2 separate regions of the Homo sapiens genome follow, and region 1 is linked to region 2. Evidence: chromatin loops called from intact Hi-C (ENCODE). Cell type or tissue: endothelial cell of umbilical vein. All regions are shown on one strand.

What was found. Peaks named below come from ENCODE experiments on the same cell type or tissue, not always from the same donor. Only the 100,000 strongest peaks of a DNase experiment are listed, where the experiment ranks them.
Region 1: a loop joins it to region 2, with 2.6 times the contacts of the local background. A loop is called at or near these places in 3 of 110 quality-filtered maps.

Annotation. Positions count from the first base shown.
Region 1 is chr6:125,478,500-125,486,499 of GRCh38, reverse strand. No RefSeq gene overlaps it. Among named protein-coding and RNA genes, the nearest start is that of HDDC2, 180 kb to the right of the region's middle. In endothelial cell of umbilical vein, no CTCF peak of the experiment used is centred here; no DNase peak of the experiment used is centred here; H3K27me3 peaks cover 418 bases.
Region 2 is chr6:125,323,316-125,331,315 of GRCh38, reverse strand. No RefSeq gene overlaps it. Among named protein-coding and RNA genes, the nearest start is that of HDDC2, 25 kb to the right of the region's middle. In endothelial cell of umbilical vein, no CTCF peak of the experiment used is centred here; no DNase peak of the experiment used is centred here; H3K27me3 peaks cover 1,357 bases.

The sequences.
Region 1 (8,000 bases), 160 kb before region 2:
TTAACACTCAACAGAACATTTCCTAGTTCCTTATTATTCTATTACTAGTGGACGAACAATTTGGGTGTCAAACCTCTGAAAGCCAGATGAGCCCCCTTAGGGAAAATGATAAACTGCTGACCATCAACTCTGGACTATTTGTGATTCCCTGAAACCTATGGCAGCATCACAAATGGAAGGGATGGAGACAGTCTACAAAATGCATATTAATAAAACTTATTGGTAGGGAATCATCAGCTATTATCGTAGGAGAATATTGTTTATAATCCAATTCTTTCTTTACAGACCTAATCAACTATTCATTCAACACACATTTTAGGAGAACTTACTATATGGCTGGCACTGGGATACAAAAACCAATATTGCCGCCAGATCTTCCTTTCAAGGAGCTCGAGACAGTAGAGGAGATAGGATGTAACCTAAGAATATGATGCACAGTCAGAAAAGGATGTGAAGTTATGATAGGAATAGCAGGGTGAGAGGGACAGTTCTGCCTAGGTTGAGAGAGGAAGTGCTGCTTGGACTGAATTGTAGATGAAGAGTGGAAGTTCTGCAGTCAGGCCCAGGGAAGAGGAAGTGAGGGGGAGCATGATATAGTTTGGCTCTGTGTCCCAACCCAAATCTCATCTTGAATTGCACTCCCATAATTCCCACATGTGGTGGGAGGGACCTGGTGGGAGATAATTTGAATCATTTCCCCGCTACTCTTCTCAAGGTAGTGAATAAGTCTCACGAGATCTGATGGTTTTCTCAGCGGTTTCTACTTTTGCATCTTCCTCATTTCTCTTGCTGCCACCAAGTAAGAAGTGCCTTTTGCCTCCCACATGATGCTGAGGCCTCCCCAGCCATGTGGAACTGTAAGTCCAATTAAACCTATTTTTCTTCCCAGTCTTGGGTATGTCTTTATCAGCAGCATGAAAATGGACTAATACAAGAAATTGGTATTAGGTATGGAGTGCTGCTGAAAAGATACCCAAAAATGTGGAAGCGACTTTGGAACTAGGTAACAGGCAGAGGTTGGAACAGCTTGATTCATTCAGCAGGGGAGTGATTTTTTTTTTTCCAGGAATCAAGGGGCTCTCAAAGCTTAAGTCTGGGTGGTAGAAAATTATAGAAAACTGTGTGTGTGTGTGTGTGCGCGCGTGTGTGTGTAAGAAAGAGAGATTAACTTGTGTGTCAGAGAGCAAGGAAAAATACAGATTTAATGGATTTTTACCCTTAATATGTGCAAAATTGAACTCCTGATATCTTTCCACTCCAAAATTCCTGCAACATTCCTTATCTTAGTTAATGGCAACTCCATTCTTCTGATTGCCCAGGGCAAAAGTCTTGGAGTTCTCCTTCAAGTTTCTCATTTTTTCAGGATCCACATCTAATCTGTCAGGAAATCTGTTGACTCCTCCTCAAAAGCTACTTAGAAAAACAAAAAACAAAGAAACAAACCAAAAACCTATTCAGGATTCCACTTCTTTACACCTCCCAAAAGTTGATCTCCCTTGCCTCAAGCCGCCATCCCTTCTAGATCATTTCAGCTGCCTTGTATCTCAGAGCTTCCATAATTTCCCAGCTGCAGTATATTTTCCACAAAGTAGTTAGCGTGATCCTGTTGAAAGAGAAGTCTGTTCATGCTGCGCTTCTGCTTACAACCCTGCCATGGCTTTGCATCTCACTGAGTGTAGAAGCCAAAATTCCTCCTGTTGAACCACAAGCCTCACAGGATCTGGCTCCCTCTCTTCCCCATCTTCTTCCTCAGCTACAGCCACATCCTCCACCTTGTTCCTTGAGCCTCCAGACACCTTGTGGCCTCAAACCCTTTGCACTTGCTGTTCCCTCTGCTTCAAATGTCCTTCCCTGCTTGGACAAATCCCTCACCTCTATCAGGTCTTTCCTCACTGATGCAGGTCAATCTTACTCTCCCTAGCACTTCCTATCCCACTCCCCCTCTTCCTTAGTAATTATTATCCCACATACACATTTTTCTTTGTTCTGTTCCCTGTATCCCCAGCACTTGGAACAATGCCTGGTACATAAGAGATGCTCAATAGATATTTGGTTACCTAATGTTGGATATTTTAAAGCATTATTTTCAGGAATAGAAGTATGATTTTTCTTTCGGCTGAGATTCTGAACATTATGTTCACTCTGAGACATGGGAAGCTTCCTATGGTCTATAGGTAGGGGGAAAAGTGAGAGGGAAAAGATTATATTTCCTGATTAAAATGTGTCATTTTAGGTGGTGTATACTTGTTTTTGCTCTTCTAGAAAGCTCTGTAGTGAGATCTTCTGAGTGGGTCAGCAGAAGTAAGGAGGAGGAAAATCCAACACAACAGTGTCCGCATCATGAAGCATGTATTACAAGATGTAAATTACATAAGAATGGTTTTGGTTTTGTTTCTGTTTTAGTTTTTTCTAGGTTTCCTTGAAATGAAATGTATTCTCTAGTTTTAAATCTGCATTTTACAAATGCAAAAGAAATTGTAGTTATAAAGTGGTAGGGATCAAGAATTGAAGTCTGAGGGTGCCGTCTCTGCAGAGGCTATCAGAATGTGCTGGGAAGGAGGTGAATGGACCCCTTGAGTTGAAATGATGGTGACACTGAGGGTGTCAGTTTCCCGACTTAGACCAGACGTGTTGCCACTCTTCATACCATGGGGTGGCTACCATGGGTATTTGAGGAGAACATGAAGCCTATGGAAGTTTGCTGCTTTGCTTCCAGAGATGTTGTCAGGCAGGGAAGCAGGGCTCAATCCATAGAGCCAGCTTGACTCCTATGTCAGGGAGATTGTGGGTGCCCACCCACGCTCCATGTTTCCTGCTCTGGGATGTCTTCAGAATCACTGATCAGAGTCCTCTCTCTCCTCACTGATCATGCCACAGCCACTTATTGTATGCTATGGCAATGCATTTGGGCTGTAGATTTAGGCCATGGGTTTTCTGAAAGGCTTTCAGCAACCTTGCAGCCCTCAAAGGTTGGTGGAATTCTTTGCATCTATTCTTGTGTATTCTAACTTGGCAATGCTTAGCAAAAGATGCTGTTTTCTCTGCTTTATAACTGGTCTTTGAGTACTACTTAAAATTAACTGTGAGAAAAATTGTTACGGGGGCATTTGGTTGTGTAGTGTTATTTTGGGTCTGAAAGAGCTCACAATTTTTGTGCCCTGCAATGACTCAAAATCAGTGTTCAATATTTGACTTGTGTGTGTCATGAATTTAAAGTGATATATGAAAATTCATTGTCATATTGGGATGAATGAGTTAAAAGAAGATTAAAATATTTGATTTATTTTTATTTAAGACTGAGTGTCTTTCAGGGTAAATACTGCAATATGTTGAACTTCTCCCAGGATCTCACTTCTTTGTTTAAGCTAACATCCACCTTTTCCTTGACATGCATGCCCCATATTTACTCATAGAAGTTCCATTCTACCAGGGAAGAGTAATTGATTTCAATGTCTTGCCGGGAAAAGTGAAGGTAAATTTTATTTGGGAAAGAGTTGAGTTCTGTAGCTATGGGAATCTTCCTCAAGTATGTGGTGGACTGTTTGTGGTTAAGGAATAAACAGTCTAAGTTGTCCCAAAGACAAGAGTTAAGGCATGATGTGAGAATTTGGAATAGGGAGCAGCTTTTAGTATTAACATTGAATATATTTGTCTAAATGTGGAATAGCTTTATTGGAAAGTCGTGAATGGTTCTCTGTTTCTGGAAACATGTTGGCCAAAAAATTCTGTAGATATCAAAGGGAAGAATACTGCTCAGGTGCTCAGAATACTGCTGAGGTGCATGTACACCCAATTCTAAAATTCTGTGGCAGAAATAAGATGGGCTCAGCTGAAGGTTTTTGCTGTAGGTTGTTTCTTTATCATTATGGAGGTCTTTTTATCTTGAAATTTTTGCAGTTTTCATTTTGAATCCAAGTGGAGGCCATTCCTTTATTTTTTGTTAAGCTTCATCTTGCTGTCTGGGTGGGTCTCTGGTAATGAGCTTCACTATTCTGGAGAAATTTTCCCTGAAGTTCCATGCTCATTTGTCAGGGTTGCTGCAGAGGGAATTCTCAGCCTGGTGGGAGGTAAGAGAACAAAAGGTGATGAGTTAGCATTGTGCCAGGTACCCGATACACATTAGTTTGTTTAAACAACCCTGTATGTTATGTAATATCATCTTCATTTTCCATGTGAAAAAACTGCAGCTAGGTGATGTTGTAAAACTTTCACAAGGCCATGCAGCTTCTAAATAGTGCAGTCGAGATGCACAGCTGGGCCCACCCTGCTACATGCTGCCTCTCCCAATCCTTCCACTCTAGACAAGATGCCTGCATAGGGAGGCTGGTTGGACCATTGCCGCTAAATGATTAATCAAATCAATCCATCAGTTAGTTCTTCCAATCACTTAAGTGATTTGTTCATTCCCTTGACATCTTTAATTTAGTTTACAATATTGGACAGTTGTTTTGGGGTCTTGTGGAAAACCTCTTCAGCTCAGTTGGCAATGAGATGAATTACTTATGGGCATATATCACAGTTTGACTTGGCCTTTAAACAAGAATAAACAGAGCATAGTGCATGGCTGTGTGTGCTGGAGGAAGGAACAATGATGAGAAGTGAGAGGATAGTTGGAAAGAGGCTGGGTCAGTTGGATAAAAACCGAGGGAGTAAATTCATAAAGTCTTAACATCAGAAATTGTTCACATTGGAAATGATCTTAGAAAACATTTTCATTCTGTCCTGTCTCATTACTGACAAGAGTTGAACTGAACTTCCTATATCCTACCTTAATGACAGTGCACATGAGCCACCTGTATCTGATGATTCCTCATCTGGAATTCTCTCCACCCTCAAACAATCCGCTATTAGCAAATAAGTAATTCTTTGGCAGAGAAAATGAGGGCCTGCCAGAATGACCCCAAATTAAAATAAGTGCCAGGTCATTTGAGTTATTGACATCACTCACCTGTCAGGGCCTTTGGGGGCATGTCCAATATTTTATTTATGATTTTAGGTCAGGCTGCTTTCAGTGTTTCAAAGTAAGGAGAGGCTACCTCCCTAGTAAAGCAGCAAACATCACCAACACACATATTACATCTGCTTTGGCAAAAAAGGTTGCTGAAGCAGACATTTGCATGTTTTGTTTCTGCTTTTCTTTGGGATTCTGTCCTCACCACATCCTTAGCTGATAAAGAGTCACTGATGTTCTCCCTCTCCCACAGGGAGGCATGCTTATAAGTGGAATGTTTTCTCTCTCACAGAGCAACCCCTGCTTTGGTTCTCAAGGGAAAAAAGACAGCATTTGGTTTACCTTCTATAGTGTTCTCAGTCATCATCTGCTCTGCACAGCTCTGTAAAAGTTGAAGACAAGACAGAGCAACTATAAGATTACACTCATTTCTTTCCAACTATAATAAAAAAAAGCTGTTTCCAGTGTTTCTCACCACCGTCTCTTCTCTTTAGCTCTGGCCCCAAGTACAATTCTCAGTTTTAAATGGAAGTTAGATTAAGTGTTTAAAAATATATAGAGAGAGCTCTGTAACGATTGCTTTAAGAGCAGCCATATTCTTCTCTTTATGGACCTCTGATTCGTAGAGCAACTTGCTTATAACTTGATTTCTTTCTGTAAAATGGAACTTGCTTGTCAATGCCTTACATTCTCTGTCTATATACAGTGGCCCACAGGCCTGGCTACTGCTCCCCAGAGAATGCTGACTCACATTTCCATGAGGCAAATCCAAGTTGACTTGGTGGGTTGAGTTTCAGCTGCCTAATTGCTGCTTTTGGTGGAAGAGGTCCCAGGTTTGGACCACAGTTTCTGAGCTCTTGGGAAAACTTGGCAGAGTTGAAAACTGTCTGATAAAATGTCTCCTCACACTAACTCTAGCTCTTTCAGATGAATCCTAAACCTCAGTAACCATGATGAGTTGAATTCACACACTACAAAACCCCAACATGGTTCAAATCTGATTCTGAAGTACAATCATGTAAAATTTGGATTCTAATCAGAGTTCTGGCCAGAAAGGAGCCTACCAGCTTAGCTGAAGCAGTGGTATTTAGGGGCTCAAGGATCTGAGGATGGGAAGCTCATTTGGGTATTGTAAAACATATGCATTCCATTTAGGATCCTTCTCTTGAGAAAATGGCTCTGACTCCTGGGTGGAAGGAACACGAAACTAACATACTCCTCTCAGCTGTATAAATATAATTTGGCAGAAGATATAAGCTGGCATGCCAACAATCAGAATACAGCCTTTCATCTCCATCATAGCCTTAGCTAGGCTGTCTGCCTATATTTGACCTCCTCGTGGGTTCATTTGCTTCATTTTAGCCAATAGAATGCTGCAATGTAGAGGCATAAGAAATAAAGAGGAAGCTTACAAGGAGACTTCAGAAGAGCTACTATAAGAGTGTTAGTGATGCACAGTCAGTGATGTACAGATCCTCTGCGTGGCCTCTGTGGGCATTGGGGCATTTCCCATAATTTTCAATCAAAATTTAAAAATCACATTTGGGATGCTACCTAGTTTAAGTCCAAATAAAGTCCTATTTTTCAGTCCTCCCTGCCTTAACTGGTATCCATATGGGCCAAGTTTCCCTTTATTCCTGAACTCCAAAGGACTGTACTTCCCGAGTCTCATCTAAGTACAGATGAGACGCACGTATATTTGTATTACGCATCTAGAACAGAGGTGTTGTATGAAATTTTCTTGATTACTGAGGGCACAGTGATTTTTTTACAATGTGAGTAAACAATACCCTTTATTAAGTAGATAGGTCCAAATGAGCCAATAGTAGTAGTTTGTTCAGTGTTCAACAGATGTCACTGTGTTAAAGTACTTTGCAGCATTTCTGTGACTTTGCTGGGACTCCTCACACACAGTTAGGTGCTGTACTGTACACAAGGGGGGGAGTTTGATACAGTTATTGCCTATCTTAAAAAGAGTTATTATACAACCTAGTAGAGAAAATAATAAAAATGCAGTAAAACATGTTATACAGCAAAGCAAGATGCTATACTATATTTAAGAAAGGTATTTTATCGGTCAGGAGGTTTAATTGCAAATATCAGAATCTAATCTATTGACTTTGAGTAGTAAAGGGGTTATGAAAGAATATTAAGTCACTTACAGAATTTCTAGACAGACCAGGGAAACCAGGTTGGGTGCTGCACAGCCAGAAGAAATGCGCAAGAAGACTGCAAAACCATTTAGTGAAACCACACTGTTGTGGCCTCTACTGTCCCCCATGCAACACCTAAGTAAGACCCTAGGGACTCTACCCAATGCCTCCAGAGAATAAAATTCCTCTGCCATAATATCCAAATTCCCTGAGTGTAGATGTTACTTTACAGTGGCCACTTCTGCCTTCCAAGTCTGATGTGAGCCCCAGCGCTCACTCAAGGAACCTAGATCATAGGTGGAAACCCTATAGGTGAGAAGGAGTTTTTTAGTCTTCCAGCTTCTTCAGTACAAAAAAGTAGCTCAGAAGAGGGCTAGGGTGAGTGCCAAGTAATCTAAACTGCATCTGCCATGGGTACAAATGAATAGAGTGGTTACTAAGAAAGAGCAGGAGGTCAGATTTGGTTATGCTAGAATAGGAGTCACTCCATCATGGACATAGGATTTCAACTGGGCCTTGGGAGAATGGTGGTATCTCATAGGCCAAAATTTGGGTGACCTGTCCTGGTGAATAAAATAAGACATATAATGGTGTAAAGGCAGGGAAGTGTAAGGTAAGATTCAGGAAATGGTCAGTGATATCTGTTTGGAGCATACTTTAACAAGTAAGGAGGAAGGAGACATAAGGTTGGGGACTTGGGTTGTGCCAGTGTGGTAGAAGTCTTATACCAGATGGAGGAGTCTCTAAGTACATGATAATGGCTCCCTGAAGGTTATTTTCTTAAAAACTAGATGGAATTTTAGAAATAGAAACAGAAAAATGCTCAGACATCTCCTCTTCTCTGTCTGACCTTACTCTCTGGGTGATTTCATCTGCTCCTATTGCTTTAAAGGTGT
Region 2 (8,000 bases):
ATATAATAAAGTTAGACAAACAAATGAGGAAAAACAAGAATGACACAGAAAACAAGCAGGAACAAAGCTTAAAATGTATATCATAAGGACCTCCACATAGGCTACTGGTGGGTCACGTATTTGCCCAAAAGTTTTTAGTAGTTAATGTAAAAAGTGAAACTTTTGGCCAGGCATGGTCAGACATGTGCCTGTAATCCCAGCTACTTGGGAGGCTAAAGCGAGAGGATCTCTTGAGACCAGGAGGTCAACGCTGCAGTGAACTATGATTGTGCCACTGCACTCCAGCCTGGGCAACACAGTGAGACACTGTCTCCAGAAAAAAAAAAAAGTGAAATATTTGAGTTACAAAGTTTTTAATGTCAGATAAATATTAATCGCTCCGGAAAAGCTGCTTGCTCAGTAGTTTAAGCATGCTTAAAGTTAAGATTTTACCAGAATTTCTCTGGAAGAAGTCTCTTGAAGGGGACATAGTGTGCTTATTCATTCATACATTCATTCATTTATTCACTCGTTTTTTCAGCAAACATTTTTTGAGCACCTAGCACATACCAAGCTCTGTGTTAGAAGCTGGAGTCATGATGATGAACATGAAGACAAAAGGGACTCCTGCCTTCACAGTGCTCACAGTTCAGTGAAGAAAATGACAAAACAAGGAATTAAGATGAAGCTGTGATGGGCAGAACTCAGCAAGGAGACCTAATCCCAACCAAGGATAAAGGAAGAATTATTCCCTGGAGAAAGCAACAGTTTTCTTAGTTGATATCTGAATTGAGGGGCAGGAATTAACTAGGAAAGGGTAGTAGGAGGGAAGAAGTTCTCAGATGGTGAGAAAAACCAAGATGGATGGAGAAAACAGAGAAGAATAAGTTGGTGGTGATGAGGCTGAGGAGGCAAGCATCAGTCTGAATGTGTCCACAACCAACTCCTGATTTTCTCCAAGAATTTGCTCCACTTCCAGTCTTCTCATGTCAGTAATGACAACTACATCCTTTTAGTTGCTCAGTCCAAAAATCTTGGGGTCATTTTGGTGCCTGTTTTTTTGTGTGGCGGTGTGTGTGTGTGTGTGTGTGTGTGTGTGTGTATGTGTGTTTTACAATGAACATTCAATCCCTCAGCAAACCCTATTTGTTCTCAAGTAAATCCAGAATCCAACCCCTTCCCACCACCTCCACTGCTACAGTCATTGCTTCTCACCTGGATTATTTAAACAGCCCCCTCCCAAGTGATCTTTCTGCTTCTATCCTTGATTATCCACCACAATCCCCTAACCCCAGTGGCTAGTGGGATTTTTTTAAAATAAATATCTTAATTCAAACCTCAATGGCTTCTATGCTCAGAATAAAATCCGAAGTCCTTACAAGGTCCTGTATGTCCCTACACTATTGGGCCCTCACTGACCTGGTTTCCTGCTACTCTTCCCCAGCTCACTAATGGCCTCCTTGCTCTTCTTCAAATGCACCAAGCACATGTGTCCACTAGATATAGCATTTGTTCTTGCTGGTCCCTCTGCTTGGAAGGCTCTTCTCCCGGATACCCCCAAGCTTTCTTTCTCATTTTCTCAGGTGTCTGCTTAAATACTTATTTGCAAGTGACACTTTCTCTGACCATTGCATATGAAATAGTAATACCCCCTTTCCTGAATTTTTCTATATAGCCCTTGAATTAATTGAAGTAGCCATTTGCTATTGCAACAACTTCAAAATTTCAGTAGTTTAATACAACAAAAGCTTATTTCTTACTCATGCAACAGTCCAATAGGATGTTTTTTATCGAACAACATTTCTAAGTAGTTCATCTTTTAGCAATGATTCAGGTCTCAGGCTCCATTCGTCCATGACTCTTCCATCACTTTGGTCCTCTGAGTCCACTGATACTATTTGTTGCATCTGCTATCAGATAGGTGAAGAGGAGGCAATAGAGGATAACAGGGAAGTTCATTTTATGGGCCAAACTTAGGAGTGGCACACATCTCTTCTGCCCATATTCCACTGGCTACAGTCACACAGCTGCATTCACTGCAAAGGAAGCTAGAAAATGTAGCCCAGCTCTGTGCCCAGGGGAGAAAAAAGAGAGTGTGGTGAACACTTAGCCAGTCCTAGCCACAGCCTGTCTTTCATTTATGGACACCAAACACTTGTTTTGCTCATCCTGTGATATGTAGAACACTTTGCCCTTTTTCCATGGGAGGCAATTCTAGTCCCATTGAGTTACTGTATCCAGCTCAAGTCCAGGACTTCTGGGTGATGTGAAGTCCTCTCCATAGGGCTCTGTGAACCACAATTTAAATGACAAGTTACCTATCCTTTCACCTAATATTCACTTGGGAACAGGAATGGGATAATCACAATTTTTTCCTTTTCTTTGGAGAAAGTTGAATTTTAGAGCCTAATTCCTGTTGGTACAAGTATGGGGCCCAAAGATGTTTTCAGTTACAAACAGTCAAAAGTTTTGGTTTTTAATCTAGGATCATGCTTTCTTCGGTTATTAATCTTTTCAAAAACTTAGTAAGTTTTTGGTTCATTTGCTTCGAATGAGTTCCATATGCAAATAAGGACACTCATCGTTCTTTCTTAGGGATCATTCTCAAGCCTGATTTATTCCCAAGCTTTCTCACTCCATGCCTCTATTTTTCAACATGTTGGCAGTGATCCATGGTTATCTGAAACAATAGGTGGGAAAGCCACATTTTAATTTGATCTTTTCTCTAAGTCTAAGTCATTTTGTTTAATCAAGAAGTTTTACTGGTTCTTTATCTCTCAGAGCCTTTTTTGTTTCTACATCTTACTGTTGGGTTATTTAGCAGCAATTGGTCTTTCCAATGTTTCAGCGCACCAAATTTTAGGACTGAGTGTTTCATTTCTGCTTATAAACAGGTCCTTGTCTCATCTATTAATTGCAATACTTTGTCAAAGACAGCCGATGGTAGTCAACATACTTCGAACACTGATATCTTCCAATCACTTTCTCCAGAGCTACCAGTTAAGTAGGCACAAGGTTTGTCTTCCAAGTTTTCTTAGGTAATAGCTTTAACAAATGGTGAACCACTGTATAATATGGGTCATCTTAGCTTCTACCTCCAATATCAATGTTAATATTGCCCAGTAACTGGCTGCTAGGATAATGCTGCACATTCTAGTTTCTTGGTGATAGCAGCCCCCAATTCCTGGTGCTAAGATGTGTATTTGTCAGGGGATATTAACTTTCACAGAAAAAAAAAAAAAAACTCCAAAATTTAAATGGCCTAACAACATAAAAGTTTATTTCTCACTCCTACAGCAGTCTAAGATAAGTGTTTTTGGCTAGATGGCTTTTCTTTAGGGGTGATACAGGGGGTGATACAGGCTCTTTCTGTATCCAAGCTCTGACATTGTACAGAGCCTCGGAGTCCTTCAATACATTTATCCATCTGACTGGCAGAGAGGGAGAGAGAGAGATAGAGAGAGCACAGTGGAGGAGGCTTAGATAGGAGGGTTTATGTGGCCCGGGCTAAAAGTTGTGCATATCACTTTAGCCCATCTTTCAATGGCCTACTACATGGTTTATTATTTAAAATTGAAATTATATATGACAAAACTGCAGAAACTCAATGAAGTGATAGACACAAAATTCCAGATGGAAGCTACCTATGGGGATGGGAATGGAAGTGGATGAGATTTGGAACAACACTCAAGGGTCTTGCTAGGGGTTAATAACATTCCATCTCCAAAGTTTGGTCATGGAGATCCAGATGTTTGTATTGTTCATCTTTGTACCTGTCAAATATACTGAAAATATTCTATCGTGGGTGTGTTCAATATTTCTAAAAGCAATTAAATTGACTAGTACTCTGAGGCAGCATCTAATAAATGTCTAACAAAGAACACAGACAAAGTGGGGAATATTACCCAGCAGTGAGGGTGTGAGTGTTTGAGCAGTGTAATAATGTCTAATAATTGTTGAGTTCTTATATATAGCAGGCAGTATCTAGAGTATCTTATATTTAACTAGTTTAATTTTCTGAATAATCCTATGAGGTAGGCACTATTATTTTGCCCATTTTGCAGATCAAGAACCTAAGGTACAAGGTTCAGTACGCTGTGTAGGGTCACACAGTGGGTTGGTAACAGACTGGAATTTCGATCCAGACCTCCTGGTTTTAGAGTCCATGTCTTTAATTCTCAATATGCCACTCTCTCTGGATCTGCTTAGGCAGGGAATGGCGAGGTTGTGCTGTAGCAAGGTTGGGAGTCATGCCAGCTATTCAGAAGGACCAGAGGGGGGAAGGTCAGAAGTCTCATCATTCTTAACTTTCCACAGCCTCCCATTCTCACGGTAAGGCAAGAGCAGCCTGAGAAGGGCAGCTCAGAGATGAGAGCAAGCAGCTGCAAGAGCAAGAAGAGTATCTCTTGAAACGGGCTTAACACATGCCCTCCTGCTACAATCCCATCTCGGGGGACCAGGTGACACGACTCCTCATGGACAGGGGTTAGGAAGAGAAGGGCTTCCAGCTGCACCTGCAAGCAGAAGCACTATTGCAGTAGTCAAAACATAGGCAATCTAAACCCCAGTTATGGGGGTGGATATGGGAAGGAAGGAAGGACCTGACATGAGATCACAATGACTGACTGGTTATGAAATGAAGGAGCTAAAATCACCAAAAATGAGAGTTTTGAGCCAAAAAAAATAGAATAACAGTACTGAGAGAACTATGAAAACCAGAAAGAGATGTTTGCTTTGAGTAGGGTGCTATTGTGCCCCCTTTTTTTGAGGCATGGTAGTATAGCAAAGCTCACAAAATTTAAATAAAATTTCAAGTTCCTGATGTACCACCTTGAAGGCTTCAATGAAGGCTAATGACTCAATGCACAATTTTCCCTATACATTCATGGGGTTTTTTGTTTGTTTGCTTGCTTGTTTTTTGAGACAGGGTCTTGCTCTGTTGCCCAGGCTGGAGTGCAGTGGTCCAATCTTGGCTCACTGCAACCTCCGCCTCCTAGGCTCAAGCCATCCCCCCACATCAGCCTCTGGAGTAGCTAGGACTATAGGCATGCATCACCATGCCTGGCTAATTTTTGTATTTTCTGTAGAGACAGGGTTTCTCCATGTTGCTCAGGATAGTCTTGAACTCCTGAGTTTAAGCAATCTGACCTCCTCAGCCTCCTATAATGTTGGGATTACAGATGTGAGCTACCATGCCTGGCCCCACCCAGATGCTTTTGAGAGACTTTTATTGCTTTTTGGTATGTGGAAGGGATTGTATATGTAATCTACTCATATACTTTTTCATGGGATGTAATAACTAATGATATGGATTTCTTAATAAAAATAATAGTATTTATTTCTTATTTATTTTGTTCCGAGCATTATGTTAAGCACTTTATACACATTCCAGGAATACATGCTGACCATAGCACTGCACAGGCTACTATTGTTCTCATTTTGCTGATGAGGAAATTTAGACACTGAGGAGTTAAAAATGCTAAGAAACTTGTCCTAAAACACATGACTAGTAAATGGCCAATCCATGCTTTAAGCACAGGTCCCACTCCAACACATCTTATCTGTGGTTACAAATAGTTTACATTGCTTCTGATTTCACTTTTTAGTATCTGTATGAAGCTCTTGCTTTTAACTACAAGTTTTTCTCTAAAAATTAGCAGGTGGCCTTTTAACTCACTCCTGACTCACTGGCTATTTAACTGAATTGCTAATCGACCAGTTTAGCTGGCACCCTGAAGTCCTTCTTTATTTGTGTAAGTCTCTTATTAATTGAACATTTACCACGTGCCAACCTCTTCAATCTGTTGGAGAAATTGAAAACAGGGACTTTCCTTCCATATCCATAGTTCATTAACTGTAGAGAAACATATTTTGAGAAATAAAATATAGCACTCTAAAACGATGTGGACATTTCATTACACAGCAAACCAACTAGACCCATATTACAGTAAAAAATCTATTCTGGAGTCTCCACCCATTTGATTCCAGTTTGGAGAAAAGGCTACACCTTGTACACAAAATGACAGCAAGAACTGGGATGATAATCTAATGTTGTGTATTGTTTCCACCCCCAATACTTGCAAAGAAACTAAGGCAATAAATTTAAAAATAAAAATAAAAATGATATAGCACCTCAATGGATACAAACCAAAAAACAAATAATTGAGATGATTTTTTAGAATTAGTCAGGTAGAAAGCTGTTTTTTAATTGAATAATTCAAGTACTTCAAGTCTCAAATAATCATTTAAGTCTGAATGACACATGTAATTGCCTCAATTGTCTACCTTGCTTCACCCGTGGAGATTTAGAAAGAGAAGAACATTTCAGATGAAAGTTTGGGAAATAAAGGCAGAAAGGAAAAGTTACAGCCTGGGTTACTTCATCTCGAACTAGGAGCAATAATTTAGTAAGTCCTCAAATACACTAGAGGTTGATGACCACCATTCTTCACCTACACAGAGCACAGAACTAGCATATTACTTGGTATGCCGGGGCTGCACAAACGAGGCACAGGGAATGAACTGCCCATTGATAATAACAAGGTTCCTTCCAAACAGGGACAATGTAGCCAAAGGTAACTCGGTGAGAATTGTCTCTTCCCTGAAGTCTTTAAAAACTAAGAATCTAGGCCAGGTGCAGTGGCTTAATCCTAGCACTTTGGGAGGCCAAGGCAGGAGGATCAGTTGAGGCCAGGAGTTCAAGACCAGCCTGGCAACACAGTAAGACCTTATATCTACAAAAAATTTAAAAATTAGCCTGGTGTCATGGCACACGCCTGTAGTCCTAGCTAGTCAGGAGGCTAAGCAAAGAAGATAGCTTCAGCCTAAAAGTTTGAGGCTGCAGTGAGCTGTGATCGTGCCACTGCACTCCAATGTGCGAGACAGAGCCAGACCCTGCCTCTAAAAAAAAAAATAATAATAAATTAAGTAGTTAGAATAGTTTAGATTTAGGCATATTTCTTAAAAGCAGTTAAAGGACTTGAAACTAGAGTTTAAATGCTCCTAAAGTAGCATGGGACTAGAGCTTTCTCCCAGATCACAACGTTAGCCCTCTCCCCACATCCTTTTACTCCATCAGCAGGACTTCTCAAAGGGGAGCCAGTTCTGCTCTCAGCCATACCTTAGGCCCTAAGTACTATTCCCTCATGAACATTTGCCACAACGGTTAGTTACTCCCACCCATTCCATGTTCTGTCATCTCGAGAAATGAATTCACACTCCAAAATCAATTGTCAGATAGGGATTTTAGACCTAAGTGCCACTAAACTCAAAGAGAAAAAGACAGTGATTTCTTAACAGTTCTTAGTATTTTTCTCTCCAGCTTTATCTTAAAAGTGCACCTCTTAATAATTCAGGATGAATATAGAATACTTAGCAAGCCATTTTACGAATGTTCAGACTTTTGGCATTAAAAATAAAATCAATGTGATGAGGTAAATGGCTTGCTAAGAGACACGATGACTTAGAAGTAAGTTCAATGGCTTACATCTGCCTAATCTCAGTCCAGGTAATACTTTAAAAATTGTCTCAAGTTACCAGGAGAACATATCTGGTGACGTTGTCCCACTTAATAGGACATTAAATATCTGAATATCATTATTCAGAAGCATCACTGAACTAAACTCACATCCTACTATAACGGATCCCAATGTAGCTTTCAAATTAGTCATCCAGAGAAATACACTATGGATTGAAACACACCATTTTTTTGCGTGTGTTGTAGAACACAGAAGCTATTTTGTTTCACAAGTACAACATGATGGTTTTTATGGGGGAAGTGAAGAATAATTTATCCAGTGGGGGAGGAATGTAATTAGCTTGAATACAAAGTATGGGAATTTGGCCAGGACAGTAGCCCAGTTATTTTTTCTAAAAGACTCCATTATGGATTATACCAAGAATTAAACTTAAAATAGTGCCCCCTGTAGAAGCTAGTATTCTCATTGTTATTATTTTTTTTCTTTGTCCTGCAAATATAGTAAGGGAACAGATCGGTAATAGCATTTGCTGAGCATTCATTG